Regions from separate parts of the Homo sapiens genome. Here regions 1, 3 and 4 are each linked to region 2. Evidence: chromatin loops called from intact Hi-C (ENCODE). Cell type or tissue: chondrocyte. All regions are shown on one strand. Region 1 has its middle 17 kb from the start of CCDC190. Region 2 holds the start of NUF2 (NUF2 component of NDC80 kinetochore complex). Region 3 holds the start of DDR2 (discoidin domain receptor tyrosine kinase 2). Region 4 has its middle 20 kb from the start of DDR2.

Region 1 (8,000 bases), 440 kb after region 2:
ACCATCCACTGCTCTGGATGGCGCAGCGTCCACATGCACGTCCCTTTCCAATGAGGAGCCAGGGTCTTCCCTCAGTGTGCCAGCTCTGATGTTCAAAATAAAGGTTTAAGGCAACAAAAGCCCTGAGAAGTCCAGAATGTCCCCTCATTCCTGTCCTGACGGGCTGAGTGCCCTGCTGCACTTCACCAGGCTTTGTTGAAGCCTTCACATGTTTTTTGCTTCCATGACTAGCACAGCCCCGTCCCCCTGCCTGGAATGCCCTTCCTGCTCTATCCCTCCTCATCAACTCTGCTGGAAGCAGAAGAGTGGTCAACAACACAACCTCTGAATGTTAGACTGCCTGGGTTCAAATCCGAACCTCCCTATGTGCCTTTCCTTTAGCATGAGGAGGAGGATGATATAGTAGTTACTTCATAAAGTTGTTTTAAGAGACAATATATGTAAAGGGTTTAAAACAGTGTCTAGTCCATATTAAAAAGAGAAGGGACACCTGTCATTATTCCACAAAGACCTTTTTGAGTCTTCTCTCATCTTGTTATAGCCATTCTTCCTAAAAATTCCTGATTAGATCCCATTTGTCAATTTTGGCTTTTGTTGCCACTGCTTTTGGTGTTTTAGACATGAAGTCCTTGCCCATGCCTATGTCCTGAATGGTAATGCCTAGGTTTTCTTCTAGGGTTTTTATGGTTTTAGGTCTAACGTTTAAGTCTTTAATCCATCTTGAATTAATTTTTGTATAAGGTGTAAGGAAGGGATCCAGTTTCAGCTTTCTACATATGGCTAGCCAGTTTTCCCAGCACCATTTATTAAATAGGGAATCCTTTCCCCGTTGCTTGTTTTTCTCAGGTTTGTCAAAGATCAGATAGTTGTAGATATGCGGCATTATTTCTGAGGGCTCTGTTCTGTTCCATTGATCTATATCTCTGTTTAATTGACAAATGGGATCTAATTAAACTAAAGAGCTTCTGCAGGGCAAAAGAAACTACCATCAGAGTGAACAGGCAACCTACAAAATGGGAGAAAATTTTCACAACCTACTCATCTGACAAAGGGCTAATATCCAGAATCTACAAGGAACTCAAACAAATTTACAAGAAAAAAACAAACAACCCCATCAAAAAGTGGGCAAAGGACATGAACAGACACTTCTCAAAAGAAGACATTTATGCAGCCAAAAAACACATGAAAAAATGCTCACCATCACAGGCCATCAGAGAAATGCAAATCAAAACCACAATGAGATACCATCTCACACCAGTTAGAATGGCAATCATTAAAAAGTCAGGAAACAACAGGTGCTGGAGAGGATGTGGAGAAATAGGAACACTTTTACACTGTTGGTGGGACTGTAAACTAGTTCAACCATTGTGGAAGTCAGTGTGGCGATTCCTCAGGGATCTAGAACTAGAAATACCATTTGACCCAGCCATATATACCCAAAGGACTATAAATCATGCTGCTATAAAGACACATGCACACGTATGTTTATTGCGGCACTATTCACAATAGCAAAGACTTGGAACCAACTCAAATGTCCAACAATGCTAGACTGGATTAAGAAAATGTGGCACATATACACCGCAGAATACTATGCAGCCATAAAAAATGATGAGTTCATGTCCTTTGTAGGGACATGAATGAAATTGGAAATCATCATTCTCAGTAAATTATCACAAGAACAAAAAACCAAATACCACATATTCTCACTCATAGGTGGGAATTGAACGATGAGAACACATGGACACAGGAAGGGGAACATCACACTCTGGGGACTGTTGTGGGGTGGGGGGAGGGGGGAGGGATAGCATTAGGAGATATACCTAATGCTAAATGACGAGTTAATGGGTGCAGCACACCAGCATGACACATGTATAGAGATGTAACTAACCTGCACATTGTGCACATGTACCCTAAAACTTAAAGTATAATAATAAAAAAAAATTCCTAATTAGAAGGGTCACATTTTTTTTTAGTTGTTAATTTAGACACCTGTCTCCTTTCCTCATCTTTGAGCTTCTCAAGGAACAGGATCATAGCTTATTAATTTTTGCCACCTTCGGTACAGAGTTTGGCATTAAGCAGGTGTATTTGAAAGTGTATTGAATTAAATTTATTGAAAAACTTCAACTAATAATAATACTTTTCATTTCATGGATGATAACTGTGTGCTAGGAGCTTTACTTGAATTGGTAAGTCTTTACATTTAAAATCATATATTTTTCTCCTGGCTCACAAGTTTGGCTCTCAGAAATATGAAGGAAAATGCTACTATAAACAGTTGAGGACTTAAAGAAAAAGAACTAATTGGAGAAGTAGAATTAAATACAAATATTGATCCTCGAGAGAGAGAGAAATGTAGGAAAAAAATTGTTGTCTAGAAGTTTATTAACACAAAAGAAGGTGATTCTGTGTGGTCAGTTGGGTCTTTAGGAAGGCTGGTTTAAGTCCAGAAAAGAGCGATATATAACTTAGAGACATGTCTAAAGAGAGAAGGAAGTCCTTCAAAATAATTGAAAAATAAGGAAGAAAGTAGATCAGCACAAAACAAACCAAAGTGGATGCATGTGGTGCTCCGAAGTGAGCTCCAGTTATAAGTAGCAGAAAATGAAAGAAGCTCAGTCACATCCAATGTGACCTAGGCTGCGAGGACAGGTATTAGTAAGGCCAAAGTCTGGAGCCAGTTGAGGCAGAAGGAAAACGCTAAAGAGAGCCACAGAGGTTCTTTCTCTCAGTGGGAAGAGGCTATTGTCCAATATTCAGATAGACAGAAAGGATAGTTCCGCGGCTTAGGAAGGGACGTCATCTTGACAGATAACAGAGAGAAGGAAGAACAACTCAGCTCTTGTTCACCTTCATTCTCTCCATTAAGGATAAGCATCAGCAAATTAGGAAGTGGAAAACAAGCATTTTCAAGAGGGAATTGATGACCAAAATGAGTGAAACGATAGTGAGAAAACCCTTAGCAAGTTAAAAGAACTCAAATCCCATGCCCAGGTAAATTTTATAATGACGGTCATCACAAGTCACATTTCTTTGGCATTCTATGGCTTTAAAAAAGTCCTTTCCCTCTGTTATCACATTTTATGAATTTAACGTCAAAATGGCTTCTAGAGTTCAGAATGAAGAGTTGACATGAACCTTTAGGCAGAACCCTCTAGAAACAATTTTTTTGACTGACACAGAAGAGTAGTCCTCATTTCATTTTAGCAACCAAGAAGAGAGAATTCAAACCCGTGGCATGATTTTGCCCTTTTAAAAAGTTTTTTTTTTAATGTTTCCTAACTTCCATCATGCAAAAAATAACTTCAGCTAAGTCATCTTAAGAAAAATGAAAACCCCCTTTAATGAAACAGCATGTTGTGGGCATTAGGAGAAGCAAATGTTACATGTAAAAGAAAGGTGAAGGAAAGGAGAGAGGTCTTACTTGTTGGGCCAAACAGGAGCTCATGCTCTCTTCTGACTTACCCCACTGAGGTTCATGCCCAGGGCCCAGACACTTCCAATGTCCTGAGTTCCTGCTCAAAGGTTTTGCGCACAGAGAGTGGTTTAGGAGCGCCACCCCATGTCAGACTCAGAAACTACAACAAGTTTTCACAAGTCCTGAAGAATCACTTTAACTAGACGTATCCAACTGAAATTCTGGCCATAGCCTAATTTCAAGCCTATGGTTATTTCCCTAGTCCATGCAACTGAATTCCAACACAGATTTAATAGTCTCTATTGAATGATTTAAAAAACTGTGCTAGGCAAAATAGAATCATGAGACTGGATGGTATCATTACCATGATGTTAAGTGACACTAAGTTCTCCTTTGACTATGCAAGTGGCCTAAAGATTCAGGTGTTTCAAAGTGGAAGCCCTCTCATTCCCTCACTGTCTTCCTGTCCTTTATCCCCCTCTCTGCAGTTCTCCATCCTCTCTTGGACCCTCCCCATCTTTACGGCCCATGCTTCAGGGAATAACAAAGCCTGGCCCCAAAACCCTTGTTGAGTCTCAACAATTCTGCCATCTCAAGCATCCATTGAATTTCCAGAGAATTTTCCTTGGCCCAGCATTTTCTGAATTTAGAGTCAGGAAATGATATGCATTGGTCCTAGGTATGAGGAGAGGAAGTGGACGATGGCTGAGGGTGTGTAGGTGTTGTAAAGGAGAGTGTAATGATGTGGGATGGGCTGTAGGTGTTTCCACTTTAACACACTCTCTCCATCATATTGCTTCCTAATTTACTTAAAATGGTAACACATTTTGCTCAATCAGACATTTTCTCCCATTGACCATACCGACTAACTTGCATATTCCTTGTAAAAACAAAACCTGCCTTTAATTCCACTTGCAAAATAACAATTCTGACTTTATTGTGTTTAAAGTAAATTTGGCTTCTTCTTTTCTTTAATTACAAATGGTCCCAACCATGGCAGTGCCAGAATTCCAGAATGGATGACCAAGGGCTGGAGTGGAATCCCTGGCTCTAGAACTTCTTTAGAAATTAACAGATGTGAAGGTAAAAGGTGTACAATCTTAAAGGGCTCAGGTTTCTTCTCAGCAACATCTTTGAGAAATAACCCAGTAGGTGTAGTTTCATGCCTTAGTCCATCCAGGCTGCTATAACAAGATACCATAAACTAGGCAGTTTAGAAACAAAAGAAACTTATTCCTCACAGTTCTGTAGGCTGGAAAGTCCAAGACCAAGGTGCTAACAGTTTTTGGTGTCTGATGAGTGTTTCCTGGTTCACAGATGGCCATTTTCCTGTGTGTCCTCACATGACAGAAGGGAGGAGGGAGTTCTCTGGGGCCTCTCTTCTAAGACACTAATCTCACTCATGAGAGAGAGCTCCACCCTCAGGACCTAATAACCTTCCAAAGGCTCCACCTCTAAATACCATCACATTGGGGATTAGGTTTCAACATACGAATTTTGGGAAGACACAAACATTTAGTCCATAGCACCTGAACTGCTTTCCCCGTGCAAAAGATGGAGTGAATGAGAATCGGATGGAAGTAAGGGGAGAGACACAGCAGTGAAGAGCACAAAAGCAGTAAATTCGTCTGCAGGATGTGGTGTGGGGGAACACTCACAGGTGCTCTGCCCCAGTTGCTTCTATCCTTTAAGAGCTTCAAATTCAGCTGTTTGCATTTCCAAGCCATTCCCAGGCTTCTCTTCTTTAATGGAGGGAAGACTCAATGAAGTTTGAAGCTAAGGGAATCTTTAATTTGCCAATTTCAGGGACTGCATCAGATAAGATCATAAAACGTAGGGTGGTGACATCAGATTCTCTACTCAGGATAGTTGAGTTCAAAGTTGGTCTTGGCTCCCTTGAAGCAAGAAAGAAGGTCAGGCTTTCTGGGGAGACCTGTAGGTTTTGCTGAGGAGTGGGCATGACCCTCCTCTCTGATGCTGTTGCACCCCACTCCCAGAAGATCTCTTCTGTAAGGTTCACAGGTGCTGCTGGTTGGTATCCTCCCCACTTTCTTTCCCTTTATCAGGTGCTGCAGTAAAACTCGGGATGCTTTGGAAATTTTCTAAGACCCCAATTCTTCTAAAGATGGGTTTGGCAAGAGGTAGCCTCTAAAACCCAGCTCCCAAGCATAAGAAGAGGATTTGTAAAAAATATTGGGCATAGAATGAGCATGGGCTGGCTCAGTTAAAAAAAAAAAAAGATAGGCTGAGACAAATGGGTTAGGGATAATAAAAAAGGGAGGTACCCAGTGGCCAAAACAGAAGCATTTCATTAGCAAGTTTTTTCTCCTTCGAGAGCAGGCAGAAGTACTTCAAAATGATAATAGGTTGATGAGATTACAATGATTTTTTGAACTATTTTTCCTAAACTTTATTTTCCAGATTTCTTGCAATAAACAAATCTCAATTTCATACTCACCAAATATTAAACATGACTATGAATAAGAGATCTTTTATATCAGTATTTATTAAATTTATTTCTAAGTTATAATGATTTCTATTTTCTACCTTTGATAGTAGGTGGCGACCAAATTTAACTTTTCTTTGATGATGGGGATATTGGAGGGCATGGTGTTCACTGATGTCAATATAATTTTTCATTACACAATACTTATAAAGAATCTGGAATCTGAATCCTTTTGTCACTGCTGCCATAACTAGAGGTGCATTTCCATAGCAAACATCTAATTCTAAGGCTAAAGAATTTTATTTCTCAAGCAAAGACATACTATTGGAAGGTTTTAATCAATGGAATGACGTGAAGATTAATCTGGTACTGTGAGAAGGGACCAAAGTAGAGAAATCAATTAGGAGTCCATTATCATGGTTTAGACATAAGGAATCAAAAGGAGGATGGCATTGATATTAAGGAAGAAATGGAAGCAGAGGATACTGTAATGAGGCAGTTAAGAGGGCTTAGTAATGGATACATGTATCAAGGGAAACAGAAGGATCAGTGATGATGACAAGCCCAAGGATCTGGAATAATGAGGGTATTAGCAACAGAAATAAGTTAATCAAATGGTGAAGATGCTACATTAAGACGCATGTCATATTACTGGAAATGTTATAACAATAGATTAATAAGACATGTTGGTAATTAAAATAGCATGATTCCTAGTAGTGAATACAGTAAAGATTAAGATAGCAGCAATTTTTAATGTAAAAATCTACAAATTATATATTTGTGAATATTGGAAATAAAAAGTGGATAACACTGACCTAAAAGTGAAGGGCTTCACAGGAATTCTTTCGAAGTTGCTGTTATGGGTTGAACTGTGGCCCCCAAAAAGATATGTTAAAGTCCTAATCTCTGGTGCCTTGAATTTGACCTTATTAAGAAATATGGTTTTTTTATGGAAGGTTTATGTTAAAAATAGCACCTAACTTCTGTTAATTTGTATAATAACTCAGGAACTCAGAGTGGTATAAAGGCTGACTTGGTTTGTGCACTTGAAATTCAGTTTCTCTTTGGCAAATAAATTCATTTATTTGTGAATGGGAATAGTATTAAAGAATGTTTTGAGGCAAAAAAAAAAAGAAATATGGTTTTGCAGATGTAATCAAGTTAAGATGAATTCATACTGAATTAGGGTAGACCCTAATCCAATGTGATTGGTGTCCCTATAAAAGGAGAAGAAACACAGCAAGACACAGAGGGAAGATGGCCACAAGAAGATGGAGGCAGAAATTGGAATTATGCTGCCACAGCCAAGGAATATCTGGAGCTACCAGAAGCTGGAAGACGCAAGGAGAGATCTGCCTCTAGAGCCTCCAGAGGGAGCACAGCCCTGCTAACATCTTGATTTCAGATTCCTGGCCTCCGGAACTGTAAGAGAATAAATTTACATTGTTTTAAGCCACCTAGTTTGTGGTACTTTGTTATGGAAGCCATAGCAAATTAATGTAGTCCCTATTCAGCCTTCAGTGTAGGGGAAAAGAAGTAGATGTTTAGTTTGCCAGGTGGCGTAAATATTGCAGGACTATGTCTCTATGGAGATCCACTATTGTATAAAGTTACCCATTAAACAGATGGAGAGATTAGGAGTGTGTTAGTTCACATAATAACTCTGTGTACTTTTTCCTCGGTAAGTACACAAAATAACTCTGTGTACTTTTTCCTCCATAAGGGTGGCCACTGCTGTTATCTGATCACTGTGTGACAGAAGGCTGAAGCCTTATAACCAGAAATAAAGAGGTCCGTCCAGCTTTCTTTCCTGGCACAAACCATCCCTGCTAGAAATGAAGCATCCTTAGTACCTCATTGCCCTTGTCTTGTGAAGGCTGCTGGTTTTTAGGAAACTGACAAGCTCACAAAGTGTTTATTTCAATACAAAATGGGAAGACAAAGGGCAGAAAGCTTGGATTTAAATAAAAAATGAGTCAGTTGAGGGAGTATGAAAGTATGGAAATGAATCAACCTACAATGAATGTGAGATGACCGCAACAAGCATGGTACACCGTGTCGACTATTGTTTTCCCAACTCAAAAAATTAGTAAGGCATTTGGCATTATTTTTAAAACACTCTCATCTTTCTAGTTT
Region 2 (8,000 bases):
CCTTGTCCTAGAGCCTTGCATTTACCCCTGTTATAATACTTGTTACAATGTACTGGAATTATGTTTAAAGAACTCTGACACCACATTGTGAGATTCCGGTAAGTAAGGATCTTTTCATTTTCTTCATATCTCTCCCTGTAACCACAAAAATAGCAGTAGTAACAGCAAGAGAGAAATGAGCAGCAATAGCAGCCACTGTTATTGCTCTCAGCCACTCCCTTAAATACCTGTTGTGTTACCTTCAGATCCCCTACTCTCCAGTGAAGCAAAATGATCTCGGAGACCCAATGTGAATATATTCAATTTTGCAAACAAATTGAAATGGGCCACAATTCTGACAATCTATTTCTTTAGGCTCCTAATTTTTTTAGAATTTTAGGGTTAAAAAGGGGAGCTTTGGCAACTTGCCTAACCTCTAATAAATGGAAGCAATTCTAAACAACCACTAACAAATAACTTCCCAATTCAACTTGAACATGTGACAACATCACAGAATTCACTCTCAATGCAACTTTTTCCCACTTTATTATGGTTCCAAATTAAATAACTCTTCCTCATAGTGTGTGGAAATATGTTTTGTGGTAATTTTACCTCCTGGTCCTATGTAGTCACTGCAACTAAATAGAATATATTAATCTCTGTTTACATGACACCATTTTCAAAAACATGAAGAAAGCTATTACACCTCTGCTAAGCCCTCCCTTCTTTAAAGTAAGTATAATTTCTTTATGTATGGCTATATGTAACTTCAAAATACTCCTTATATGACATTGTTTTAGAAACTACCATCTTATTCATCTTCCTCTAACACACACTATTTTGTAAATGTCTTCTTAAAATGTAGTGCCCAAACTGAACACGACACTCCAGATATGGTTGGTCTAGGGCACAGTATAATGGCCTCTGCTGTAGCACTTACTGATCAACTGAAACTCCAAGAACTTCATCATGACCGTCTTGCATCAAGGCGGCTTCTCCCTGTTCTTTTTTTCCCCCTTTCCCTCTCTTTTTTTTTGGTCACCATCTGCTGTGTCACTTGTGTTCTTGTTGTATAAATTGATTATTTGAAACTTAAGCAAGGATTTGTACTTTCTACTATTAAATTTCATGATTGCAAGCTTTCCTTTTAGAGCTAGGACGTTTTGTCTATTTTTTTTTCTTTGAGGCAGGGTCTCAGTTTGTCATCCAGGCTGGAGTGCAGTGTGGCACAATCACAGCTCACTGCAGCCTCGACCTCCCAGGCTCAAGCTATCCTCCTGCCTCAGCCTCTCAAGTAGCCAGGACGACAGCAGGCACACACTACCACGCCCTGTTAATTTGTGTGTGTGTGGAGATAGGGTCTCACTATGTTGCCCAGTCTGGTCTTGAACTTCTGGGCTCAAGTGATCCTCCCACCTCAACCTCCCAAAGTGCTGGGATACAAGCATAAGCCACCTTGCCAGGCCACAGAGCTGGGATCTTTTGGAATCCAGATTCTGATGCATCACATATTAGATGTTCCCTTCAGCATAAATATGCATTCTACATTTTCATCTAAGTCACAGCCTTAAAAACTGTTCATAAAAGGACTGGACCAAAGAAAGACTTCAGAAAAAGTCACTTTTCCAAAAAAGCTGCATCTGAATTAGAGAGTATTGCAATAGAAAGCGTAGGTGTAAAGTATCTTCATAATTATTATCACTTGTTCCTCTCTTCTCTAATGTTTGGCACTCTGCTATCAGATTAATCCTTATAAAAACACTTAACGCATCATATAATATTTGTATGAAAATACTTCAATTACTCACCTTACCCACCACATCAAATTCAAATTTTTCTGCTAGGCTTCTAAACCCTTTAATAATTGAATGAAATTTCTGCTCCAAGTTAGTCTCCTAACTTTCCCAAACTTCCAGTATTTCCTTTTGGAACCTCCTCCAATATCCAAATTCTATCATTCTTTCGAAGTACAATTTCAGTTACAATTTATTCATTAACGAGAGATGAAGACACTTTCCAACTACATAGTTTGAGCTCCTAGGTGGGATAAAGTATATAAATGACTTAATATATATGCAGTAATACTCTGTCTAACGAGTAGCAAAGATTAACCTATAATTACTCATCTGGTTTCTCATTTATTTGCAGCACCACGATGCTGAGCAGAGTGAGTAGGTACTAAAAGTACTCTGTTAAATTTTACACACTTCGTTTTGTTAAAATAAACTATTTGTGGACATCACAGTTCCACGAGGCAGAGATTAAACAAAAATAAACAGAAATGGCTCCCAACTTCAATGAATTAAGTAAAACGTTCCTTGAACTTTTAAAAGGAACAATGATGGCGTTATGCATGCGTAGTGCTATATATGCGCTGCTCTTTTCCTTTGAATTTTGGATTAGGTGTGATATTTTTACCTTTTCATTCATGGTTTTGGATTTGGTTAAGAAACGTTTGGCAACGGAGATGTGTAAAAAGCTGACAAGCATCTGCAGCCAAATAAACCACATTACCACCGCCTTTCCAAAAATCACACATAAATGTATGCCTAACTTGAACAATTTCAGCTCAAGCTCGTCTTCTTCGGTCTATGCTGCACCAGAAAACACCCGTTAGTTTAGTAGGAACTGAGCTCTGGTTGTTTCTGGGACTAACATCAAATAAAAAGTAACGACGGGCCCGCCCCTCACCTCCCAGGCTCTGGTTTCTTCCGCCTCCTCCCACCGCTGAGCACGACGAAAACACCGCCAGGCCCAGCGTCCCGGCACCTGCCCGCGCCTTGGGATGGAGAAGGCGTCTGTCTGCAGGCTTCCTTCCTCCGTCCTCTCGCGCTCACCTACAGTGCCGGCCGCCGACAGGAAGACGGCGAGTTCGGGGAGCAGCTACAAGCAAAGTCAAAAATCAGCAAACGTCAACCGTCATCACTTTTCAAACTTGCCGCCTCCTACTGGAAGTCCCGCCCCATTCCGCCAAGCCCACGTCCAACCGCGACGGATGCCGGTTGGGCTCAAGAGACGCCAGGCAGGTGGGACTGGAGTTGTCATGGAAGGGGCAGGGCGCAGGGCGGAACCATTGCTCGCGGAGCTGGCGTCGAGTCGGAACCTCGGACTGCAGGAAGTGGGAGCACCGCGGTTTCGGGGAAGAGACCGGGGTTGAGCGTCTAGCCCATCTCTGCGTGACTTCCGCCAGCGTTTAGAGCGTTTTCGGGGTCCGAGTTGAAGAGCAAAACCAAGTGAAGGAAACTTCACTAAGTTCAGGGTGACAAGGGAGGAAGTACAGAGGTAATTTATAGAATTCCAGAGTAATAATAACTTGTTGAACATTGATTATGTGCCGGGTTTTGTTAGATGCTTATAAGCATCATCTCATTTAGACTTCATTAAAGGGGAGAAAAGGGATAGTGGAGAGATACTATCATCCCCTCAGGTGAGGGCTCTGAATCAGAGAATGCAGTTCTCTGCGCACAGTAGTTCACAAGTAGCATAGCTGGGATATGAACACACATCCTCTGACTCTGTGCTCATAAGCACGACTTCAAGAGGTGGAAGGAACATAACAGTTCATCTGGTCAAATCCTCTCGCTTTCACCGATATGAAAACTGGACTCAGAGAGAAGTGATTTGTTAGAAGTTATACAGTAAGTGGGACTGTAAAGTAGAAACCAGGTCTCCTGATTTTAGCTTCTCCCTCTTCGATCAGTGCTTTTCACCTCTGAACTGTTCCCCAAATTTGCACATTCCTGAGTGAGTTGCATTCTTCAGATAAGGGGCCCTGAAATCTGTATTTTTTTACATGGTATTTTGTTTGTTTGTTTTGGCAAGAGTGGAAACACTGCATTTAACACAAGTTAGGAAGCCATGGCAGGCCTGGTTGTCAGGGGAGAAAGCCATTAAGTTTTATTGAGGTTTGGGACAGGAGAAGACGTAATAGGACTTGTATCTGGTCACAGAGTAGAGCATCATCTGGTGACAGTCGTGTGTTGGATGGGGAACCTGAACTGAATTATGTGAAAAAAGTGCTAGAAAGGTTGTATTGAATGTAGACACAAATTCCGCTGCTTTGTCCTGTCCTGAAGAACTAAACCTATTGATAGTGAAGTCTATACCAATTCTAAATAAAAATACATTTCATATCATTAGTTCAGGGCTTTTGTCTTTCCTTTCAATGTCTATTTACTGATGTAAGTCTCAAAGTCGGAATCTAGTAAGACCCAAAAGGACATTAAGAAAATAGATTTTAAAAAAATATTAGAGTCAGTGAGGAAAGCAGAAAAAAGAGACCTGTCTCATTGACACTTGCCAAATCAAATTGATTACTGATACATGCATAATTTCCACCAAATTATATGTCCTTAGAGGCAGGGAAGGGAACCATAGCGTAGTGACTGAGAGCACATCTCTACGGTCAAAGGGAGTTGGATTGAAATCCCTGATCACACCATTTACTACCTAGGTGGACTTAGGCGAGCTATTTAACCTAACTGAGCTCGTTTCTGCATCTTTAAAATAGGGTGACAGTTCTATCTGCTTTATACGGTATCATGAAGATTAAGTGAATTAGTTCCTGTAGAGTGCTTAATTAAGTGCCTGGCAAAATTGTGAGTACTTGAAAAGTATTAGCTGTTATTTTGACTATTATTATTTATACATGGTCCCTAGGAAAATACCTTGCAAGTGGCAAGTGCTCAACAAATGTCTAAATTGTCGTTGAGAATCTAGAAAAAAAACCAAGCGATTTATGTGAAAGCCAAGATTAGAATGGACCATGGAGAAAGAGAAAAATGAGGCAAAGGAAGAAAAGAGCAAGACAACCATTTTGTTATATCAACAATAAATATTGTTTATTTGGGGGTTAATATTACTATTGATGTGATAAATTGAGTTATATTAGAAGTAAATTATTTATTTAAAAAATGAGTGTTTATTCAAATTACCTTAATTAGAAGGTTAAATCTGACTTTTTAAAACTTTTAGTTGCCTGATACTGGTCAGTGTAAGGTAGAAGGTGGAACATCAGAATTCTCAACCTAGACATTAGTCTAAGAGTTTTGTTATCACCCATAAAAACACAGACTATTGCAGAAAACTTTAGTATTCTTTCTGATTGTAGCATCATAATTTTGTACCCTCACATGTGCTACATTTGCCCTACTATTTCATTTTCCCTGACAGCCCTCCTGCTAATACCTCCCTTCACAGCCTAGACTGCATGGTTTATCAGCATCCAAACTTCCTGTGTCTGATGCCTCTGACCCAGGTGCCTGTCAAAATCTTATCCGTGCATCTTGTCTATAAATTCTTAGCTGGAAACACTGGAGAAAATGACACAAAGTGATATATGACAGATTGTCAGTCTCCATCTTCAGCTCTTTCCCTGATTCCTGACAATCCTTTAATTTATCATCAGTAATTTCCCTGTCCTGTAACTTTCAGTGATTTCTCACAAACTTTACCCTTTCTTCATTCCTCTTCCCAACCTAAATTCCTCTCTTTAATAGAAAGTGACCAGAGTGGTCTTAAAGGTGTGTTTCAAGCACATAACACATTCGTATGCATCTGCAATTTGTTGTGTCTATTGCCTTTCTAATTTTAATTTCATGTTCCTTTTCTAGACTGCACTTTAAATTCTGGATGACAGACCTATCAGGACTGAGTGGACCTTTGAGTGACAAGATGGGGGTGTTCCAAAGAGACCATGGCAGCCTGCAGCTAGGACTTTAATGCAAGTGGTGATGCTGTGATATCTAGTGCTTTAAACAAATCTCTTTTTTTAAGTGACAGGGTTTCCAAATTGTTATTTCTACTTTAACAGATCAATAGGGACAAAAAGTTGATTCACTTGGTCTAATGTGGTAGGAATAGGTGAAATACTAAGACTGGATCCTACACTCTACTTCCCATCAGGCACCCATTCTTATGAATAGAGATTCCATAGGGGCCACACACAATCCCAGTACTTTTTTCCCAGTTAATTGAGAAAATTAAAGCCATCATACAATATATAACTTCCTCCCTCTCCACTTCTGTCAATGCCACATATATCCACCTGTCTTATTTGTCTGTCTCAGAAAATGAAATGTACTTCCTCCACCAATGTATGACCACTGTTTCTTGTTCTAGACCTCTCTTTTGCATTTGGTATCATTGATTAAACCCTCCTTGAAACTCGTTTTGCATTTCTCCCATCTTTTTCTACCTGTCTCATGCTTCTTGGGGGTCTTTTTTTCTCTGCCTACCCATTAAATAGTATTTCCCAAAGTTCCAACCTTGAGTTGTTTTCTGTCTGTATCTTCCCTGTGAGCACTGTCCACTCATTGTTTTAACCTATTTGCTCATGGATTCTAAAACTACTGCTATTCCTGACCTGTTCCTTGAAGTTCCGACTTTCGGGAGGCTCACGAGCCCTTCAAACTCTAATTTGTCCTTTGCTTTCATTTGTACTCCCAATTCTATCTCATCTCACTGCTTTCAGCCATAACTACTACCACCCCCACCTACACCGCCAAATCCATCTTGTAAGTAGCAGCCAGAATGACCAGTCTCAAATGTAAATCTATTTCACTTGCCTCCTTAAATTTCTAATCTTCCTCTGCAGTCACCTTCAAGATAGTCCAACTCCATGGCCTGGTGTGCTAGGGTCTTCATTATCTTGCCACTGTTTTCCTTCCCAGTCTTGTTTCCCTTTCCAGTACCATCTCCCATCCTACCCACTTCGCATTCATGAGGCTGCTTTACACCTGAGACCTTTTGCATTCTTGTTGACTTTGTCTGGACTATCTTTATTTTCTTTGGCTGACTCTTCCTTATCCTTACTAATTTTTTAGGGCTCTTGCAAGAAGCCTTTCCTTGTTCCATAGTCTGAGTTAGTTGACTTTTCTCTCTGCTTTCTTGACATTTGTGGGTTCATTCAGAAAATATTCATTGAACCCTTATTTTGTGCCAGACACTGAGCTAGATACTAGAAATATAATAATGAACAAGCAAATATGGCAATAACCAATCTAATAATTTCCTGACAGAGTTTACATTCTCATAGGGAAAAAAGAAAAAAAAAAAGGCAGTTCAGTCTTATTGGCTCCATGCTTGATAATAGCTAGGAATTGAAAGGGTAAAAAACAAGTATTCTAGATAGAGGCTAACAATGTTTATGAAGAAGAACACAGTCTAGGAACTGAGAGATTCTAGACAGGGGTGGAGAGGTAAACAGGGACCAGATCATGAAGAACATTAGTGATGATGTCACAAAGTTTGGACTCCTTCTTAAGGCTAATAGTAACTTTGAATGGTTTCAACATGATTAGGTTAGTATTTAGATGATGAATCGCTACTCTGAGAAAAAGAACTCAAAGGGCAGCAATACCAGCAAGAAGGAAACCAGTTAGGAGATAATTGTAGTAATCCAGGGAAAGAAAGATGGCAGTTTATACTGGGGCATTGCCAGTGTGGATAGAAATAGATCTCAGAAGAATTTTAGGAAGTAGAAGTGGCAAAACTTGGTGACTGAATTGTGAGGGCAGAAGTGGGAGAAATCAAGGATAGAGTTTCTTAAACAAGCTTTGGTGAAGACAGGGACTACCCTATTTGCTGTCATGTATCCACAGCTTAGCACAAATCTTTATACGCTGGAGATGCTTGATAAGTACGAGTGAAATTTTCTGGCTTGAGTACCCAGATAAATGGGATGCCAGTCTCTGATTTAGGTAACACAGAGGCAGACTCACTTGGGAGGTAACTGGTGATTCAGTTTTAAACATGTCTAGCTCAACATGCCTGTGAAACATACACATGACAATGTCCAGATACATGGCAATTGGATGAATGATTCTGAAACTCAAAAAGAGAGGTCTGAGATGGATTCTTTGCATACTTACAAAAAAAAAGTTTATGTTATATTGAAATGATCTGTTTTGTGCCTGTCTCCACTATTATACAGGGCTGGTTCTTAATGACCTTTGATGCTCCAACACCTAACACCATGCCTGGTACAAACTGCACACTCAATTAGTATTTGTTGTTGAACT
Region 3 (8,000 bases), 690 kb after region 2:
TCAGTTTTTCTGTAAAGCTAAAGTTGCTCTATAATTTTTAAAAATTATAAAAAATATAAAATTTGGGGTCCTATTTATGGCATAACACCTGCTCCACTGAAAATCACCATTTAATAACTATTTCTGTATTATTTTTAAATTACAGTTCAGTAAACTTTAAAAACTAAATTTTATTAACCCAATGTGGATACCAATTTTCTAAATCAAGTTTCACACAGTCAAATTCATATTATACTCCCTAGAACCTAAAGCAATGAATGCTTATAAATGCTTGTAACTTCATGGGGTTTGTTCATCATAAAACATAGAACAGTGTCCAGCAGAGACTAGGCATCCAATAACTACTTACTGAGGAGTAAATAAATAAATACAGCAAAACAAAATTATGACAGAGTTTACCAGGATGCTATGATATTTTTAATAGATAAAAAATATACCTGCGATTTTTTTTTAAATCACCACTATTCAAGAGAAAAATAAAATCAGTGGAAAACTATCTTAGACATGAGAGTTCACTGAGATTTGTATTGTTTCATGTTTTTTTGGATTCATAAGAGCATTCAAATTTTAAAAGGAAAAAATGCAAAAATGCTAGATTATTTGCCCTCATTTTTAATCCATCTCCCATCTCAATTATTTTGGCTACCTAAGCTATTAAGGCCCTAAGGATTATCTTGCATTACCTACCATCTTCACAGGTACAGTGCTTTCCAGTTTCCTATACATTATCTTATCTAAACTCAAATGAAGGGGATAAAAACTCAAGGGGAAATTGAGGACCAATGAAGTTAAAAAACTCCTCTGAGGTCGAAACCCTAGAAAATGATGGTGGTGGGACTAGAGCCTCACTACATGTTCTTTTCACTACATCACGCATCTGAAGTTCTATTTATCACATGCCCTCTCCCTCTCACTCACACTACAGAGCACCAGCCAGCACTAACCTCGGAGCTATAGATCCAAAGGGCCCCTCACAGATTTTTGTGGGGTTCTTTTAGGCACAAATCACAAGCCACAGACGACTTAATGAGTGGATCCATTACAGACAATATCCAATTTCCAGGAGAAGCCCAGCTAAACTCAGGAGCTGTGTAGTGAGTCCAAACCCATGTTTAGAATTCCTCTACCTTTGCATTGCCCTTCCAGGCCTTAGCAACTCTTGGGCTGGCTCAAAACTGACCTTCTTCAGCATTTCAAAGCCAAAGTAAGATTCCAGCTAATAAGTACACAATTTGCCAAATGCTGGGGTTTATAAAATTAGGAAACATCAAATATATCTATGCAAAACAATTAGAAAATAAGAGAACCATTTTTAGCCAAATCGTACATGAATAATGCAGGCTTAATAATAGCACATTTAAACATATACAAATATAATTAAAAGAGAGAAAAATTTACAGAGATCATCACTTTAGACACGAGGTGATTGATGTTCCAATAAATATCCTTGACAGGTATCTGGACATCTCAGCTTCTTTACTAAACTATGTTATTAGCACAGTGTTACTAAATCTTTGATGAATAGAACTAAATCAAATGGAATAAAATTGAATTGCCAAAGACAACACAGTTGGAGATTTATCAGCAGAGGTACTTAATTCTGTTTCACATCAGAATCACCTGGGGAGCAGTTCAAAGTACTGATTCCCAATCTCCAACCTCAGATATTCTGATTTGATTGGTCTGAAAATCTTTTAAGGTCTACCTGGGGTTTCTAATTTCCTGGTGAACAGTCCTCATTATGGATGGTTGCTGCATTCAGAGAAGCCCTGGGATGCCTGGGGATGCTGGACACATTTCTGGACTGACTAGTCATTGTTGGGACAGAGTCGATCAATTCATATGTTGCACAGCTTCAAACAGGGCAAGAGGTATAAAGAGTCCAGTGTGTCTGTGTTGCGGACAGGTCACCATTTATGTGAGCTGGCACAAGAATGTTAGCATGTCTGTGGAGGTCCACTTTTAGACGTGTGTTTGCTTTTTGGATGCCTGCGAGACATGTGTTTGGATTGTGTGTTTGAGGTGAGGGTGATGTGAAGTGCCTGAAAGCAGATCTTGTAAGGGAGCTTGGGAAGGATATCTGAGAGCTCATGCGAATTGAAAATGGTGTGACATGAATGTATGGGGGGTGGCCGCTCCAATTTTTTCATGTGTCTATTAAAAATGCAAATACATGGAAAGGTTTGAAGTAAATTCACTGTGTGTGATAGAGAATTCAGATGACTTCAAGACTGGGGAGCAATTATACAAGAAGGAAAGAAAAGTGCGAGTTCACAGAGTGGCTAGGGGAGAATAAGCAGGTGATAAGGTCCTGTGCTTGGACATGGAGACTCTGTTGAGGAATCTAAGTGAAAGGCATTCCGGAAACACCTTACCCACTTCCCTTACATTTAAGGTTTCTAAAGCAAATGGATCTTACCCAGAAACAGAGGCTGAGGCCTCCCCACTGCAGGCTGGCTCTCCACCCCCACCCCAGGAGCAGCAGCCTCCCTTCTGACTGCAGGCACAGAATAGGGAATGCCAGGGAAAGGATGAAGGGAGATGTGCCTGCCAGTGACAAGAAGGTCCTGGGTCAAGGATCTGCCCTCAGCTAGATACGAAGCTCCTCAAATGTCAGTCTTGTCTGAGGAGCAATCAGGGGACTGGTCCTGACTAAACACTTCCTTTTCAGAGACAGGGGATGCTTCACCAAGCACAGTGTCCTTCAGCCTGCACTGCTTTGGGCAAGGAATCATATCAAACCAGGCCAGTGGAGGAGAATTTAAGAGACAGAATTTAAGACAGAGCCCTCAGGAATATTCCCCCGGGAGGGAGGAAGGCCTGCTTCCATTCAAAGGAGATGGGCACTAAGACTGAGGCCACCCATTTCAGAGTTTCACACACATCCAAATCCATCTGCCCTCCTGCCAGCATCAGCACCAACTGCCAGACCCAGCACCACAGGGGCTGCCTCATATGACGTTCTGTGTTTACCGATCCTAATCGAAAGAGCTGATATGGGTAAGCCCTTGATAGCCTTCAGCATGCATGCATGTCCAATACCTCTTGCAGCAATCACACTGAAAGGTACTGCAATTGTTCCCATATAATAAATACAGAAGTCAAGGTGCAGAAAGGCAAAGCAACTTTGCTAAGTAGTAAAAGGTAGAGCCAGAACTTATCCTGAATCTTCTGACTCTAAGTCCCAGGCTCTTTGCATAACAAAGGTAAGTATATACCAAAGACCCAGAAATCAACCCCACATCTGATATCCAGACAAATGTTCAGCCAAGTGCAGAAGTGGCCTCTGAGAGAGAATCCATACTGCTCCCATAGCCTGACACCTTCACCTCCTGATCAGCCAGTGAAATATGGAATTTGACCCCAAAAGTAACCAAATGCAAGGGAGATGAGGGGAGTATCATTGAATAGTGATTCCAAGCATAGGTTTTAGAGTCAGATATACATGAGTTTCAAATGTATTAGCTACCTTTCCTTGAGCAACTCATTTCGCTTCTCTAAGCGTTAATGTCCTTACATGTACGATAGAAATAATGCCTTACATAGCTGTGAGAGTCAATCAAATTATGTATGAAGAGCTCTGAGCATGAATTATGTATTATTTTGAGCCTGCTGCATAGAAAATACTCAGAATTTAGCTTCTTTTTATTTTACACACACACACAAATATAACCATAGACATCATTAGCTGATGAGCCGCCATTGGCGTCCTCTCTATTACTGATAATTAACGTCCTTGTGGTGACTTGCTCATCATACTGCCTCTATTGTCTCAGCCAGAATAAGCCTTAAAAAGGAAATGAAAGCAGAGGTATGGAGTGGAAAGAACACTGGACTAGCAGTAGAGAGAATCTCAATTTCATTTTCAGCTCCACTACAGATGTGCTGTGGGACTTGAACAGGTCGGTCCCCTTCCTATCATTTTTTACATCTGTGGAGCGAAGGGGTTAGATGAGAGGCCTAAGGCCCTTTTCAGGACTCTTAACTCTGTGTTGTAGGAAGCCAATGATCGGCAAAATGGTGCTGAACCCCCTACTGGCTTGAACAGTACGAACTCTTGCCTCAAATGGCTGGTCTGAGAGTTTCAGCCACTGGGAACAGTTCTCTTTCCCTTTGGATGGGACTCTTGAACCTAGGCCAGGACTCAGAGGTCCCAAATGAAAACAGCCCCAGTCATTCCATAACAAAGGGAAAGGCACCCAGAGCCAGCGAGGAGATGAGTCTGGGAAGCTGTATTTCACTGTCACAACTGAAAAATCTTCCATGCACCCAGCCTCCCCCTAGCCACCCCAAATCTCAGGGGGAAGCCACCCCTCATCCAAAGTTACCCTTCTCACAAGTAAATCAGCAACTCCCCTGAAAAACAAAAAGTGCTTGGTCTACACTATCTCCAAAACTCAGGACCTTCTAACACCACTACTAAATGTCTAAAAACTTAGCTCTCCTGCTCTGCCTTCTTCATCCTGAAACTAACTCTGCAATCGGCCTGTCTTGCCTGCCAACAATTTCAACTCTGCTAACACTGTTTATTGTATCTTGCAGCTGCTATAGATTCATTTATTTTGCTTCAGGCTTCTTTGGTTATTACTGCTCTTTATTCTTCCCTTCATAGCATAAATCCAGACCCCCAAAAACATGGGATCTGATTTCTCGAGTCTGTGGTGCCTCATTACGTTCCCTTCCTTGTCTGACTTAAAACGCCCTTCTGTTTCCTTTTTAAAACTTTTCCTGAAACACCAAAAGAAGTATATGCGGAGCTTTCATTTTCAAAAAAGAAAAAATAATAAAGAAAAAAGACCCACATAACTTACTTTCATCCAGGGGTGCACAGTTTTGGAAAGAAGAAAACAGAGCTATAATCCACTGCGTTTCCCCAACCCAAAAAGAAGAATTTGTTGTGAAACGCTTCTTTTTCCACTTTGCTGGTGAAGGAGCCCGGTGGTAGGCATACATCCACAGGCTGATGCAAGATGCCTTTGAGAGAAACCTCACATTCTGAGGATTCCTGGGAAAGCGCCAGGGATCCCAGCATCCAATATATTGCACATTTGGTTTCAATTAGGAAGGGGGTTGGGGAGGGAAGAAGGAAAGTCACCAATCAGAGCTGTTTTCTGTTTGGAGACTATTTCTTTTGACCCAAGGGACTATGGGCAAAGCTATAATTTACAGCAAAACCCATTCATAGAAGAAAAAATATGTATAACCATAGGACAGACTTAAAGACACCGCTCCCTTCTGCCTTATTCCCACCCATATCCATCTCCACTTCCTTCCCCTCCATCTAAGACTTGATCCCCTTCCTGTGATCCCCACCCCCCCGCCGCCTACCCCACACCTCATTTTTCTTACTTGAGCTGAAGCTATAAGCAAAACTTAAAGTTTGGAGTTTTCCAATTGAAGCTTCCAGGACAGTTGGGGCACACACGCGGAGCTGACCTTTAGTATTTTGACCATGAAAGCCTAGAGCTGAGCTCTCCCCCGAAAGATTTGATTTAATCCCTTCCCACCACGGCTCCCCCCACCAAGAAAACAACTGGAAACTGCCAGAATCCAGGATTCCTATTTTTTTCCACTCAATTCCCAGTTGGCTGCTGCCTCTGAGGGTCTGTTGCTGTCCTGGATTCATGCTGCTAAATGAAAACACAAGCATTTATAAGGACTTTCTAAATTATTTTGTGAACTTTTTTTTCCCTCCTTTATCTTCTCCCCGCTTCCACAGCTATAGTCAGAGATCATGTGAAAGGGGCGGGTAGGCAACAGGGGAGGAGCCTTCACTCCACTCTCCAAACGATAACTAATAACCCTCTCCATCCATCCAGGCTCCAGCCTTAACCCTTCAGAGCCTGGATCATTCCTGACCAAGCCCACGCTGGGCTGTTCTGGAGGTCCTGATTCTCCGTGAGTATGGAGAATGCAGGGCAAGCAGGGACCCAGGGGCAGGAGATCCAAAGAGAGAGGTAGATGGCAAAAGGCAGGTCAAGAAGACCGAGCTTACCTTTGAGAGCCAGACTTCTTGTAAAGAGACCTCCTTTCTCTGAGCTCTGGAGCTATCACCAGCTCTTCTCTGTTTGTAGTTAATCTGGGATTGCACAGTCTCCAAGATGAGCAAGAAAAGAAGTGAGCAAACAGGAAAGGGAGGATGGAAAGAGATCATGGAGGAACGTTCCCATAGTAAGTTAGGGGCAGGAGATGTTTCATAAGGGGAATGGAAAAGCGCACACACACACACACACACACACACACACACACACACACACACAATGAGGGTGGCCATGAAACTGAGAGCTAGTGTTGAGTCAGTGTTAAGTCCCTAAAAGTCTCATAAGCTCAGCACCAGTCTGAGGGTCAGAAAGCAGCCGTTAACATCTGTGCCTCACAGCTGTTACAGAAAAGGACACGGAGAACATGGGAATGGTTCAGAGGGCAGCCATGGAAATGATTAAAGGCAGCAAGCAAGACCTTAGAGAAAAAACTAGAACTAGGGTTAGTTTATGAAGAGAAAAGACACTGCAGAGATCAACTTATTAAGAAGACTCTTCAAATAACTTACAGCATCTGAAGTCAGGCCTGAGGGTGACTCAGGCCAGACATGCAGCTCAACTCAATAAATATGTGTTGGGCTCTTATCAGGCACTTTACTGGGTGCTTGCCAGAGACAACTAGAAATCCTCCTCAAATGTCCATGCCTGTAGTAGTTCACCTCTTTGGCATTACTATAAAGAATGTACCAAAAATACAATCTGTGATTTCACAGATTTGGTGATACTATAGGTCAAATGTGGAAAACAGTAACAACTTCATAAAACCAGACTGAGCCTGATAAAGGACAGGGCCTGTACATATAGGTATGTGTTTTCCTTTTTCATTTTAAGGTGGTTCTACTCCATAGGTGAGATTGTTTTTTCTCTGTGTATGTATAATTAGAACTCAAGTTGTAGTCTTAATTGAGCCAGGACTGAGCCAGTGATGTAGACTGCAAAACCCAGACACACCTGGGTTTGTCTGAGGCGGACTAGGCAGTCAAGAGTCTATTTGTATATAGACCAGGACACTTCTGGGGAAGAACTCACTGAACACAGAAAGGACCAAGGGATAAAAGTCCCAAGAAAAACTAAGCTACGTCAACAGTAAGGAGTAGCTCAAAGGAAAATAGCATGTCTATCAATCACTCAAAACACCATCTCCATCACTCAGGCTATTCTCAGCCAAAGCTGGGGTCTAATCTTGAACTCTAGGAAGAAGGTTCTACAAAGAAAAGAGCAAGGAAAAGCTGAAAGTGATATTTTACTAAAATACTTCAGGGATATTTAAAGCATGAGGAGGATTCATTAGATTGAAGCCTCAGTTTTCAGAGACAACTCTGATTGAGTGACAACCAGTGTTCAGCCTTGACACCAGCCACTGCTGTAGGAAGCCAGAGCTGGAAAGTAAGAAAATGGCAAATGCTAACTTCAAAGCTGACGGGACTAACCCATGGAACACACAGAAGAAATGTCCTGGGAACTCTCAGAGCTATTTGGTAGAGTTTTGAGTAAGACTGGAATTCCTAATATTGCAGGAACAGATGTGGAGAAATACCATTTTATTACTCTTCTGTGAACAGATTTTACCCCCTGGTTGGTCTGGCTTGGGAAATGTGAGTCACTGCATTCAGAATTATTTCTGTTCCATAGGAAGTAATGTATTTTTGTTATGAGGACTGTTTTACACTGAAAACAAATGACTGAAAAACAATATAGAATTCCATTACTGGGATTTTACAAAAATAGGACAGATCTATCCGGAATGGTCAAGATGCAGTGTTAATTAGAAGTAAGATGTGCAAGATGACTTTTCAAGACCTTTTCTAGTCTACAAACCAAGGTTCAAGTAAATACAAAAGTTGAGCATTGAAATAACTATAATATTTCTGTCTCTAAATAGCTATGAGCTGGATGCTTTTGTGATGCCTCAGGACATAAAATGAAGGATGAAAGTAAAATGAATTAACTTAACTTAGT
Region 4 (8,000 bases), 710 kb after region 2:
AATATTATTCTTCACATCCAAGAAGCTCAATGAACTCCAAGTAGAATAAATTTAAAAGATCTAAACCTAGAGCCATTATAGTCAAATTATTAAATGCCCAAAACTAAAAGATAATTTTGAAAGCATCATGAGAACAATGATCCCAGCTGCTCAGAAGGCTGAGGCAGGAGAATTGCTTGAACCAGGGAGGTGGAGGTTGTAGAGAGCCAAGATTGCCCCATTCCACTCCAGTTTGGGCAACAAGAGCGAAACTCCTAAAAAAAAAAAAAAAAAAAAAAAACCATGCATGATAAAATGATAAAGGATATCCTCAATAACACTAAATACTGACTCCTCATCAGATACCATGGAGGTCAGAAGGCAGTGGTATAACATATTCAAGGTGCTGAAAGAAAAAGAATGTCAATTGAGAATTCCATGTCAGCAAAACTATCCTTCATAATGAAGAAGAAATTAAGATATTACCAGAGTTCTTAAAACTGAAATAATTAATTGCTAATCCCAGCTACTCAGGAGGCTGAGGCAGGAGAATCGCTTGAACCTGGGAGGCGGAGGTTGCAGTGAGCCAAGATCATACCATTGCACTCTAGCCTGGGTGACAGAGCGAGACTCCATCTCAAAAAAAAAAAAAAAAAAAAAAAAAGGTACTGGGTTAGTAAGGGCAGCAAATGGTTGAGATGAAACAAGACTGGCAATAAATTGATCATTATCGAGGTTGGGTGAGTGATACATAATGTATGTAGGTTTATTACACTATTTTATCTTCTTTTGCATGTGCTTTAAATTTTCCATAATAAAAACATTTACATTAATTAGTTAATATCAGAAGAATCTATCAGAAAAAGAAGGGGGGCTATCAGAGTACACACTCTCTGTTAGGAATATCATTGTGAAATTTCATGTCTCCCAAGATACAGAAAAGATTCTTAAGCCTTCCAGAGAAGGAAAAAATAGTTTACCTACAAATAGGAATCAGACTAGCATCAGGCTTTTCATGAACAATAATGGATGCTTGGAGCCAATGAAGCAAGACCATTAAACTCCTAAAGAAAAATTCTCCTAAACTTAAAAGTATCTACCCTGTCAAAATATCTATCAAATATGAGAATAAAGTTTCCAAGAACTCAGGAAATTTGGTTTTCATTCTCCCTTTGTGGGACATTGTTTGAGGATGATTGAAGCAAATGAAGAATAAACAAAAAAGAGGCAAATGTGATTTCAAGAAGAAAAAATGTATTAAAGTCCAAGCAATAAGTAGAACTGGCAGGGAAATGACAGAAAAGATATGTTTCTTCTGTCAACAAGAAAGACATAAACAAAAGTAACTGTGTAAAGCACAAAAAATGTTCATCTTCACAACTAAACAAAAATACATGTTTAAATTCTTATTTAAATCTTTTTGTCTATCAAATTATTACACAAGTGTTTATAATATCTGGTGAAGTTAAGATTTGGTGAAATAAAAAATTGTGTATTGTTGGTGGGGTAGGAAGAATAATGGCCCCCAGAGTTATCCATGTCCTAATCCCCAGAACCTGAGAATATGTTACCTTGCATGGCAATAGGGACTCTGCTGATGGGATTAAGCGTAAGGCCCCTAAAATAGGAAGATTATCGTTGGTTATCTGAGTGGTCCTGTCTAATCCCATGAGCCCTTAAAAACGTAGAACCTTTCCCGCTGGGTCAGAGAGATACAACAACCAAAAGCAACAGAATGAGTCTGAAAATGGCAGCATGAGAAGGATTCAATACCCTATTACTGGTTCTGAGATGTAGGCGCCATCTGCAAGGACCAGAGAGCGGCGTGGGGGAGCTACGGACAGCCCCAACTAACAGCCAACAAGGAAACAGGAGCCTCAGTCCCACAACCCCATGGAACTCCATGCTGCCACCTGAATCAGCGAAAAAAAAAAAAAACGGATTCTTCCTTCCCTAGAGCCTATGGGAAGAAACTCAGCCCTGACAACAACCTGATTTTAGCCTGATGGGACCTGTACCAGACTTCTGACCTGCAAAAATATAAGATAATTAAGTTTGTGTAGTTTAAACCACTAAGTTTGTGGTAATTTGTTATGGCAGCAATAAAAAAAAACTAAGACAACTGGCAAAAGTATAAATTAGTAAAATTCCCTAGCAATGCAAAAAAAAACAGTAATCAGAGCTTTAAGAATATTTATATTCTTTGACCAAATAATTCTATGTCTGGGAATCCATACTCAGGAAATACTTATAAATATGGAAAGCCTCTTATTAAAAAATATTTGTCACAGCATTATTTATATTATCAAAAAGCTGGAAGAAAAAAATTAATGTTCAACACTAAGTAAAAGGTTAACAAATCCACCTGAATAAACATGATTCAGCAAATAAAAAGTAGACTTATAAATATTAATTACACAATATGAGGAAATGTTTTTGCTATACTGTTAACTATTTAAACACTTTTTTTTTTTTTTTTTGAGACAGAGTTTCGCTTTTGTTGCCCAGGCTGGAGTGCAATGGCGCGATCTCAGCTCACCGCAACCTCCGCCTCCCGGGTTCAAGTGATTCTCCTGCCTCAGCCTCCCGAGTAGCTGGGATTACAGGCATGTGCCACCACCCCGGCTAATTTTGTATTTTTAGTAGAGACGGGGTTTCTCCATGTTGGTCAGGCTGGTCTTGAACTGCCGACCTCAGGTGATCTGCCCCCCTCTGCCTCCCAAAGTGCTGGGATTACAGGCGTGAGCCACCGCGCCCGGCTATTTATGCACTCTTTAAGGTACATAGAAAAGAAATACCTAAGAGAAAAATACACAGAAACAATAGCAGCTGCATTCGAAAAGAGGTCATTTTAAATATGCTATTTCTCTGCATTTCCAAGTTTCTATTAATGAACCTGGGTGCCCTTCATCTGCTGGTAGGACACAGAGGATCGAGGTATGGATGATGTCAGCATTTCTCAGACGGTCAAGCAGGTGGGCTTTTACTCAACCCTGTGTAACTTGGACCTGGGCTAAACATTCTCCTAAGGCTGAGGCGCTAATACCTGAGCATTTGAAAATACTGCCCTCTACTGCACAGAAATAGCCTTGCGGGAAAGGCTACAAAAAACAGTTAAACATGCCCAGCCGGGACAAGGCCCCCAGGAAGGCAGCCGACTCACAGAAACTAGCCTATAATACACTCAGAAAATAAGTGAAAAATCAAGCTATAAAACCCGGCTTAAGCAAATACATTCTGCTCCATGGCTTCAGATATTAGCTCATCATTACCCTCAACTTATGCTTATGCAAGCCCCCCTGACAGCAGGGCAGATTAGGGTAGGACAGGCAGTGGGGCTGAGGGCTGCTGCCACATTCCAGAGGATTCCAGACAGCTCCAGAAACAAGACCCTGGAGTATCATTTTTGGAAGCCCAACCAAATTTGGTTACGAGGATAGAAGAGTGAGACAAAAATAGCTTGCTACTAATAAACGTTAACCAAAGAGTACTATGGGCCTTTAATTTGATCACTATTTGGATATTCTTGTCTCTGATTAAGAATACGCCAATAAGCAAAGCAGTTAGTCTTACAACTTTGTTATGCAGGGGTAGGGCTCTCAACTTCCACCTGCAACCCAAGACAGGAACCGTAGGTTGTGGTTTTCTGCTTCTCACCCCCTGGAAGCAAGTTATCAAGAGCACCATTTCATTGCCCAACAGCTCTGTAAATGGGACCGGATAGAATTTAGTGTCCTCAGGCCCTTTGCTCTACTGAGGCTGTCTGAGCAGTGCCAAATTCAGCCTGCCAAATGCACTGCCCTTCAGTATGTTACGAGAATATAATAAAGGGAAGGGAAAGAATGTGAGAAAAACTTTTCCACTGAAACAATTACACTCACCTAAGTATAGCCCAACTCTACTTTCAAATGTTGATTCATTATTCCCAGAACTGCTCTTTGCCATCCCCTGCAAACACAACCCCCCCATATACAAACACACACATACAAACATACACTTTCCTATAAATAAAGAGGAAATATACCCTAAGTCCAAGAACAATAATTGGCTTTGGGCTGGTGTTGCATAAGCTTATTGTGATTCTTCTTAATTCGCACTAGCTTGAGCATGACCCTGGCGACAGCCATCTGGCCCTGATCACCATCTGGCACTCTCTCTCTTTGTGCTTTTGACCCTTCCTCCTCGGATACCACAGGCTGAGCCGTCTCATACCAATGGGCCCTTTTCCCAAACTGCTAATTGTGAAATTCACTAAAAATATTTGCTCTCTCTTCATTCATAGTTATTTTCCATTGCTCCTCAATTCTGATAGCTTAAAAATTATAAACCCAACTATTTTATACCTTTACTCTTTCAAAAGCCATGGTTGGTATGTATAGCATTTTTCAGAATGTTGTTGGGATTAGAAGGTGTGGTGGGTAGCAGCATAGCATAGTATTAATTGCAACAATGGTAGTATTTTGCCATTACTTTCAATGGCAAAAACCACAATTACTTTTGCACCAGCCTAATAATTCAAAGCAGGGATCTCAGAGCCAGACAGACCTGGATTTTAATCCTCACTCACCATCCGCTAGTTATGAAGTCTTGAATAAGTTATTTAAACTCTCTCTTTAATCAATTAATTATTTTAAAATATATTTTCAAACTTCAAAATGCATATACTTTTTTCTTTTTAATTGAGGCATAACATTAAAAACAAATTTTAAGTGTTCAGCCTAATTTTTAGAAATGTATCTGTTGCCACAGCTGATAAAAATACAGATATATCCAGCACTCAGGAGGCTCCCTTGTGGTTCTCCCTCAATAGATACCCCTTCCATAGAACTTGACTCTTCTAGCCTTTTCCATCATAGATTAGTTTTGCCAATTCTTGATCATATATATGGAATAATGAAATGGATACTCTTTTGTGCCTGGCTTTTCTTCCAATATTATTGCTAGGCAAGATGCAAATTTTTTTTTCAAGATGGAGTCTCACTCTTACCCAGGCTGGAGTGCAGTGCCGCAATCTCTGCTCACTGCAACCTCCACTTCCCAGGTTCAAGTGATTCTCCTGCCTCAGCCTCTCGAGTAGCTGGAATTACAGGCATGCACCACCATGCCTGGCTAATTTTTTTGTATTTTTAGTAAAGATGGGGTTTCGCCATGTTGGCCAGACTGGTCTCGAACTCCTGACCTCAGGTAATCCACCAGCCTCGGCCTCCCAAAGTGCTGGGATTACAGGCGTGAACCACCGCACCTGGCTGCCAAATTTATATTTAACTTTTAAGGGACTGCCAAACTTCTTTTCAACATGGCTATGCCATTTTATCTTGGCACCAACAATCTGTGAGAGTTCTGTATCCTGGTCAACGCCTTGTATGATCAGTCCTTTTAATTCTACACATTTTAATAGATGTGTCAGGGTACCTCATCATCATGGTTTGCATTTCCATTTCCCTAATGACGTTTAGCATCTTTTTGTGTGCTCATTTGCTATCAGCTTACCTTCTTTATTGAAGTACCTATACAAATCTTCTATTTTTTTTTTTTTTTAATTTATTTATTTGAGACAGAGTCTCATTCTGTAGCCCAGGCTGGAGTGCAGTGGCACGATCTCAGCTCACTGCAACCTCTGCCTCCCAGGTCCAAGCAATTCTCCTGCCTCAGCCTCCCGAGTAGCTGGGACTACAGGCACATGCCACCACGTCAGGCTAATTTTTGTATTTTTTTAGTAGAGACAGGGTTTAACCATGTTAGCCAGCATGGTCTTGATCTCCTGACCTCGTGATCCACCCCCCTCGGCCTCCCAAAGTGCTGGGATTACAGGCATGAGCCACCACGCCCAGCCTCTTCTAGAAGTTTTATATAGTTTTAGGTTTTACATTTAGGTCTATGCTTTATTTCAAATTACTTTTTATATTTGGTGCAAGGTATGTATAAGTTTACTTTCTTGAAGATGGATATCTAATTGTTTCAGCACCGTTTGTTGAAAATACTATTTTTCTCCATTGAAATGTCTCTGCACCTTAGTTGAAAATGAATTGACAATATACTTATTTCTTCCTTTCCTTCCTTTCCCTCCCTTCCTCCCTCTTTTCCTTCCTTCCTTCTTCCTTTCTTTCCTTTCTTTTTCTTTTCTGAGATGGGGGGTCTCACTATGTTGACCAGGCTGATCTTGAATTCCCGGCTTCAAGTGATCCTCCTACCTCAGCTTCCCAAAATCTTGAGATTATAGGCGTGAGCCACCACGCCCGGACTCAAATTGACAATATATGTATTGTCTATTTCTAGATTAGTCTATTTATCGATTATCTATTCTGTCTCATTGATATATTTGTCTACCTTGTCATCTATAGATCATTTTGGGGAGAACTGACATCTTAACACCAAATCTTCTCATCTACTTCTGTAATTTTACTCAACAACATTTTGTACTTTTCAATGTACAGGTCCTTCACATATTAGTCAGATTTACCCATAAGCATTTCATGTTTTAACATTACTATAAATGATGTTGATTTTCTAAATTTTAATGTCTAATTATTTGTTGCTAGAATATAGAAATACAAATGATTTTTGTATGTTGATCTTGTATCCCACAACCTTGTTAAACTTATTAGCTCTGATAACTTGCATGCAGATCCCACAGGATTTTCAAGGTAGATAATCATGTCATCTTCAAATAGACAGATTTATTTATTCCTTTCCAATGTAGATACCTATATGTTTTTCTTGCCTTATTTTACTGGGTATAACTTCTATACAACATTGAATAGAGGTAGCAAAAAAGAACATACTGCCTTGTTCCTGATTTTGGGGGGGAAATACACAAGTCTTTTACCATTAAGTGTGATAGTAAAATGTAGGTTTGCAAACATGACCTTTGTTTATCACATCTATTCCTTCTATCCCTAGTGTCATGAGACTAAAATTTTATAAGGAAAGGATGTTGGATTTTGAGAAATGTATTTCCTAAATCTATAATTTGTCTTTTTGTCTGTTAATATATTGAATTCTCCTTATTAATTTTCAAATGTTAAGCCAACCATGCATTCCTGGGCTACACCCCACTTTGTTATATTATCCATCTAATATATTGTTGAATTCTATTTGCTAAAATTGTGTTAAGAATTTTACACCTAAGTTTGTGGAAGCCAGCCTTTAAGATGGGTCCCCATAATCTCTGCCTTCCAGTATTTATACCCTTGAGTAGTCACTTATTGTACAATAGTTGACCAATATGGTATTATAGACATGATGCTATGTCACTTCTGAGGTTAATTATAAAAGACACTGGCTTCTATCTTGCTGCTGTCTCTCTTGCTTGGGTCACTTGTGCTGAGGAAAGCCAGCTTCCTTGTCATGAGGTCCTATGGAGAGGTCCATATGGCACAGGACTGAGGCCTTTTACCAAAGGCCACGTGAGTGAGCTTGGCATCACGGTCTTCAGCCCCAGTGCAGTCTGGATGACTTCTGCCTTGGCTGATGGCTTGACTCCAACCTCATGAGAGAACCAGAGACAGAACTATCCAGCTAAGCCACTCCTGGATTACTAATCTTTAGAAACTAAAAAATAAATATGTGGTGTTATGCAGCAATAAAATAAAATAGACACCATTAAGGTACCTGAATGGGAGAGAACATACTATTCATTGAGAAAACAGAATGGCAAAGATACACAGATAAAAGAGAAACAAGAACAGTAAGTACAAGTTTATACTTCCTAGCATCAGATAATAGAAAACCAGGCCCCTTAGTGATATTGCCCATCTTGTCAAGGATAGGACATGTGGAAGAAAAGAAGCCATTTAAGTTTCTTTGATTAAAATGAAGAGAATGCAGACACCTATTACATTTCACAATAAAGTCTGACTTGCCCTAAATACAGCTAATTCTACTAAGGCCATATTAAATAGTTGGATCAAGGGCCACTATTTCCTCTTTAAATTAGGATTTCTTTATTCCATAGTGACCCTAGGTGATTTTAATATTTTATTAATCTATTTTCAGAGGACTGATTTTAAAATATCTTTATA

What was found. A loop is a pair of places that touch in the nucleus more often than their neighbours do. Peaks named below come from ENCODE experiments on the same cell type or tissue, not always from the same donor. Only the 100,000 strongest peaks of a DNase experiment are listed, where the experiment ranks them.
Region 1: a loop joins it to region 2, with 3 times the contacts of the local background. A loop is called at or near these places in 61 of 110 quality-filtered maps.
Region 3: a loop joins it to region 2, with 10 times the contacts of the local background. A loop is called at or near these places in 3 of 110 quality-filtered maps.
Region 4: it touches region 2 in a loop (4-fold over the local background); 4 of 110 quality-filtered maps call a loop at or near these places.

What each region holds. Positions count from the first base shown.
Region 1 is chr1:162,873,747-162,881,746 of GRCh38, reverse strand. No RefSeq gene overlaps it. Among named protein-coding and RNA genes, the nearest start is that of CCDC190, 17 kb to the right of the region's middle. In chondrocyte, CTCF peaks have their summits at 3,546 and 7,240 (motif pointing right); no DNase peak of the experiment used is centred here.
Region 2 is chr1:163,316,883-163,324,882 of GRCh38, reverse strand. NUF2 (NUF2 component of NDC80 kinetochore complex) reads right to left here and starts at 2,929. Exons shown (of 14, transcript NM_145697.3): 1 at 2,671-2,929. It overlaps LOC127814295 (a long non-coding RNA gene), which reads left to right and starts at 3,148. Exons shown (of 5, transcript NR_182654.1): 1 at 3,148-3,261; 2 at 5,592-5,701. It also overlaps a transcript of RGS5 not described here. RefSeq lists enhancers at 2,710-2,939, 2,980-3,189. In chondrocyte, no CTCF peak of the experiment used is centred here; a DNase peak (open chromatin) is centred at 3,042.
Region 3 is chr1:162,629,443-162,637,442 of GRCh38, reverse strand. DDR2 (discoidin domain receptor tyrosine kinase 2) reads right to left here and starts at 4,979. Exons shown (of 18, transcript NM_006182.4): 1 at 4,812-4,979. RefSeq lists enhancers at 6,132-6,231, 6,522-6,701. In chondrocyte, CTCF peaks have their summits at 3,862 and 4,065 (motif pointing left); no DNase peak of the experiment used is centred here.
Region 4 is chr1:162,608,909-162,616,908 of GRCh38, reverse strand. No RefSeq gene overlaps it. Among named protein-coding and RNA genes, the nearest start is that of DDR2, 20 kb to the left of the region's middle. In chondrocyte, CTCF peaks have their summits at 2,827 and 3,048 (motif pointing left); no DNase peak of the experiment used is centred here.